2 separate regions of the Homo sapiens genome follow, and region 1 is linked to region 2. A link is an interaction called in ENCODE POLR2A ChIA-PET data of the cell type or tissue named here. Cell type or tissue: PC-9. All regions are shown on one strand. Links, peaks and the distances in the headings refer to the core of each region. The heading gives the core; the rest is flanking DNA.

Region 1 (2,810 bases), core at 167-2,666, 76 kb after region 2:
CTCCCAGCCAGTAACTAAGTGCTGTGTGAAAACTAAGGGAGGTCATTTCTGGGAGACATGGGACTCCTCTTATGGTCAACTTTGGCTCAAGTATTCTTTGACATCTTTGTCAAAATTTCTTTATTCTGATGATCAAGCTGGACCTTCCATTCCACTTTGTCTTCACTTCACTTCACTTTGTCAGACTTGCATCATGGGCTAATGTCCCTCCAACCTTTCTGCCTCCCTCCCTATTTTATCTCATCTTTTTAATCCCATCTTGGTGTCTGATTCTTAGAGGACTTGAACTAACACAATCTAGCATTCAAACCACTCTTAGATATGACATCCTATTTTCCACCATATCTCCCACCTCTTATTTACCTGTATCTCATACTCTTGGTTTCTGCATGTGCCCAATACCTTCCTGTCTCTGAGCTTTTGCCCATACTCCTTCACTGAGAAAGCACTCACTACCTGACCAATTTTGCCTGTTGAATCCCACTTTTCATTGATCATGCATCTCAAATGTCCCCTTCTCTAAGCCTTTCAGGGTCCTGTCAGCTGCATATATTTTTTTCCCTTCTGTAAACCTCCAGGATTCTTGTTTTTGAACACTTTTATAAGCTTATTAATAGCAAATAAATAAACCTTTTATTTTGAACCTCCAAAGTGCTCAGCTTGTATAGAATAGGCACTTAATATTTGCAGAATATAATTGAAAAATTGGGGGAATTCTATTCTAGTGAATTTAATTTTTAAAATTCAGGATTTCCAACAGCTCACATCCATTCTGCTTGATATAGTAACAATGAACTTGCCTGAATAAAAAAAATATTATATGTATCAAAGCACAGTGCAGAATGTAGCATGTAGTAACAATTTTAATATCTGCTTAAAATGCTTCATCAAATTTGGCTATTTTTTTCCGCAAAGGAGTGATTATTTGAAATTCTAAAATAGTTTTGCTTTGTGTCTGTATACAAATGTGAACTAGGGCACCTGGATAAATAGTTGTAAAGAAATACTTCCTCCTCAAACAAAGGGTCCCTGCCTAAGGGCTAATGAAGCCAACATCTCTCCTCTTGGGCTCAACTCCAGAAACAGAAAAGGGAGACCTTGCTGTTTCAATGAACTTTTACAGGATGAGGTGTCTGAACAGTAATATGAGAGTGTATTGATGAGCTCAATATATAATCTTATTTCTTCATGTATCTTATTTCTTCATATATATTTCTTCTTATTTCTTCAAATATTTCTTCATATATTTCTACATATATGTATGGCATATATGTATGGCATATATGTACATGTATGAATCTTATTTCTTCATACATGTACCAGGCAGTTTCCATTTAATCCTCACAACAGACTTATCCTCATATTACAGATAGAACATTGAGGCTCTGAGGGTTTGTGACTTACCCCCAGGTCATGCTCTGGTCATTGATAAATCCTTGAGAAGTTTACCGTGGGTATCTAAAAGATATGTTAATCATATAAAGTCAATTTCTTCCCCCAACCTTATCCTTACGCTTTTTGGACAATTTCCTTGAGCAATTCAGCCTAAGGAAACTTGAAGGCAGGGTTTGGCATCTAGCCAGGGTACAGCAGCCGTGCCAGCACAGCAGCCTCCGGTCAAGGGTTGTAAGTCATTAACTTGGGTCTCCTACCACTTCCGGTTAAGAATGCAACACTCAGGTGAGAACTTCTCAGGTGGAAAGCAGGAAGAGGGTGGCTAGTGCAAGGATCAGATAGCACCTGCTTGGAAGTTCACTGATTAATGATTTAACAAGGGCGGTCACATGGGACAACTGCTGCTTTTCTCTGCCCTCATTTTTCTTACTAACAGGTCTGAAAATTGAACAAGATGGACGGGTCCAGGAAAGAGGAGGAGGAAGACAGCACATTCACCAACATTTCTCTTGCAGATGACATAGGTAAGGAAAAAATGGATAACTTCTCAAACATACATTCAACAACAGCTCAGTTTTTTAAAAATATAACTTTTATTATTTTCAGTATAATGATAAAGCATACTCATTGTAGAAAACTTGAAAAAATATAGTTACAAAAACAGGTTTTAATTAAGAGCTGTTTTTCTTTTTCCTTTTAAATTAAGTGATAATTTTAAAGTTGCTGTCATTATATAACATGTACTTTTTAAAATAAATAAAAACAAAATATTTCCTAAAAGTTCAGGAAACATGATGTCAAAGTTGCTACGAAAACAACCTATAATATCGCCACATTTTGTTCAATTATAGTCAGTTTCTTTTCTATCTTGTAAAATAATTGTATCATTACTGAAAACTGAACTAGACTATGCTGCAATTAGCTTTAAGGATTATTGCAGAAAATGTCTGATTTTTAAGGCTAAAGTTTGCTGAATTCAACATGAGAGAAGGAACCAAGTGGGAGAGCAGTTCTAAAATGCTGATGGAAAGGATAACCATGGTTCATTCAACATCTTGGAAAAAATAGACAGTGCTGAATTGCACAATGTTAACTGGAAACACTTCAAACCTACAAGCACCCAAGTCCTTGGGTGTGTGTGGGGTGTGTGTGCGTGTGGTGGTTGTTGCTTTCTATCCAAGTTCCTTTAGCGCAATCATAGTATGAAGCCAGCAAGACTGCAGCTAAGCAATGGGGGTTACTAATTTTGATTAACAGAGAGCAAGAGCATGAATATTTAACATCAATTGCTCTTTCATACAGCCACGCTTCTCCACTTTCTCCCTAAATGCTTAGATTCAAAAAGCGTCTTTCTAAAGTGCAGCCAGACAATTAACACAAACCACCAGCCAGACCTAAGCTTCCCTCCTGGCACT
Region 2 (2,810 bases), core at 240-2,739:
ATTGGCACAAGAGTAGACTACAGTTTGTTTACTTCCATGTAGGCTATAGTTCACGATGTACAGAGCAACCTTTAGCTTTAGGTTAAACTTGATTTAACACTACCCTCAATAATCTTGAAGTCTAGTTTCTGATTAAGATGTGGCCATCTGTCCCATCTCTGTAGCACACTTAACTTCAAGAGGAGACCATCTTTTGTGCATGTGAACTCTTCTCTCTCCCGCTGTGGGAGCTAGATCACACCAGAAAAGCCTCTTTTCCAGGGATTGGTGGAAAGACTAAGGCAGCCAGGGCTGGAGGACCTACTTTGGCAGAGGTGCCCTCTGCTCTGTCCAGGGCTGTCTCCCCAGCTGAACCATGGTCTCAAGGGCTCCTGCTCTCTGCTGGGTAGGCCTGGTACAATTAATTCTGAGGCCCAATCTTTGATTTGATTGCTGTTAAGTCCTGTTGTTTAGGGAGGGAGAGCGTCTATTTACTCCCTGACATGGCCAAAGATGGAAACGGAGAAGTTGCAGAAAAACTTTGTGGGTAATAATGTCATACCTAGAAGATGATTGTGTTGCCTGATAGCCATGGGGAAGATGGCAAGTAGAGACAGCTTTCTTGGGGGTGTGAGTCAGCTTGGGCTGCTGTAACAAAAATATCATAGACTTGGTGGCTTATAAACAACAGAAATTTATTTCTTACAGACCTGGAGGCTGGAAGTAGCAGATCAGGGTGCTAGTATGGTCAGGTTCTGGTGAAGGCCCTTTTCTGTGTTGGTAACTAAAAAGAGGGCTAAGAGCTCTCAGGAGTCTTCGTTTTATAAGGGCACCCCAGAGAGTGAGGTGCTACACCTTCATTACCTAATTATCTCCCAAAGGCTCCATTTCCTAATGCCATCACATTGGGGATTAGGAAGAACCTCAACATTAAATTTGAGAGGGCACAATCAGTCTCTAACATGGGGATGGGGCCTGAGTTCAGTTTCCTTCTATTAATATATTAGAATATATTAGTGGTAAAGGTGTTAGAGTCTAGACTGACAAAATCAAGACAAAATAAAGAGCCATTAAGTCTTTCAAAATTTAATCTATAATTACGCTGTATTCAGAAATGTGCTGGTTCCCAAAGATTAAGTTTTCCTGTGTCTAGGTACTAAAAGAAAATAAAAAGGGAGGAAGGGAGAAAGAGAAAAAGTAAGGGAGAGAGGAAATCTTTGAGAAAAACTATTAATTAGTATTGAGGAGATCTATAAAGTCTCTTCCTGGGGCTCGTTGTATTTTCAAAGTTGTCCACAGCAATCTCTCTCACCCTACAAGCTCTTCTGCAAAGAGGTGGAGTCTCCCTCCCTTCCCTCTTGAATTGGGCCTATCATGAGAGCAAAACACCATCTTCTGCTGGAAAAGAGAAAAGGATAGAATATTTCTGTGGTGAGAAAGAAGGTTATTTGATACCAAACCCAGACCACACCCACTAGAGCTGGAGTTCAGCTTACAGAAATGGATCTAAGATCAAGTCAAATCGGTAAAGACACTGGTGAGTCAGCGGGAACCACAGTGAGCTAAAGGTAGCACTGGGTGGGAGGCCAAAGGAGCGGGTTGACTGATGCTGGAGATTTGATGGGAGCGGAGCCTTCATGAGAAAGGCTGGTATCCCACAAGGTTGCATCAGTGTTGTCAGCATAGTCGTCAGTGGCTTGAGACCTTTGAACGTGAGCTAGGGGTGGATGTGTGCAGGGGCCTGGAGAGACTGCGGAGATCTGAGTGAGACCAGCTTTGCGGGGTTACTGGCAGTGCACATTCTGGCTCTGTTTTCCTGGGATCTGTTTCTTGCCCTTCCTCTACCCTGTTCTAAATCAAAGGGTTCTGACCCTTGTAGGTTGCTTTTCTAAGATCGGAGGATGATAGGAGGCGCTGACAGGCTGGATGGTGGAGGTAGAGAGGGAGAAACGAGGCCTTCTCCCCTCCTTCCCAGCCGCGCACCTCTCCCACTCCATTTGTTGCCAGACAGGTCCACTAAGGGTCCAGCCTCCACCCAGTGACGTGGAGACTCCGCGAGGCACCCTGAGCTCCGGGAACCCCCTCCTCCCTTTCCTCTGCCCCGAGGTGGTGTCAGCTTCCTGTCTTTGCAGTCTGGATTCCTCACCCCACCCTGGCTGGCCTCTCGGCTCCTCCATCCCTTGTGTAATTGATCCCTGCCTCAAAGTCCTGTCTGGAATTCCCTGGTGGTTTCTGTTTCCTGGTTAGATCCCGACCGATACACTGGCCTCCGGAGCTGGTCAGCTCTGATTCCTAGAAGAGAGCTGCTAAGGACCGGCCTGGGGACGCCTTGCTGAAAGAGGTTTGTAGGGAAACCAACCGACTTCAGGACAGTCCAGTATGTGGCTTACTTGACCCCATTCTCTCCAGAACGACATAAGCTGTTATCTTAAGGGAGGGACTTTAATGGAGGAATTGATTTGGGATGGGGTGAAGGATTCACTAAAAGAGAGGCATCAGTGGCACCAGAGAGCAGAGAAAGCTCATGTCCTCTCAGTTTAGAAATAACCAAGTGTTCTGGTGGGGGCTTATGCATCACTGAATTACTGTCGCATTCTTGGGCCCCATATAACGTTTGTATCTTGTGTCTGGTTCAAATAGAACAGAGAATAAGGGAGTGAGTGCCTCTAATTTAATATTCTTATGTTTCCATCACGTCAAATTCCCACTAGGACAAATGTATACAAATGAATCATTATAATTTTTTCCCTTTTACCCTAGCTGAGCCACTTGGGCCTCTGCTAAGAAATGATGATAAAAGTGATGAAAACAAAGCATAACATTATAATGTC

Evidence for each region. Peaks named below come from ENCODE experiments on the same cell type or tissue, not always from the same donor. Only the 100,000 strongest peaks of a DNase experiment are listed, where the experiment ranks them.
Region 1: POLR2A ChIA-PET joins it to region 2 with 8 read pairs; 2 of 35 experiments call an interaction of 5 or more read pairs at or near these places.

The regions. Positions count from the first base shown.
Region 1 is chr4:140,341,790-140,344,599 of GRCh38, forward strand. All of the region lies in intron 2 of SCOC-AS1 (SCOC antisense RNA 1), which reads right to left. It also overlaps a transcript of SCOC not described here. Among named protein-coding and RNA genes, the nearest start is that of SCOC-AS1, 30 kb to the right of the region's middle. In PC-9, for the core only: no CTCF peak of the experiment used is centred there; no DNase peak of the experiment used is centred there.
Region 2 is chr4:140,265,662-140,268,471 of GRCh38, forward strand. It overlaps a transcript of SCOC not described here. Among named protein-coding and RNA genes, the nearest start is that of SCOC-AS1, 110 kb to the right of the region's middle. RefSeq lists enhancers at 1,098-2,297, 2,098-2,597. In PC-9, for the core only: no CTCF peak of the experiment used is centred there; DNase peaks (open chromatin) are centred at 1,490 and 2,100; H3K4me3 peaks cover 2,225 bases; H3K27ac peaks cover 2,500 bases.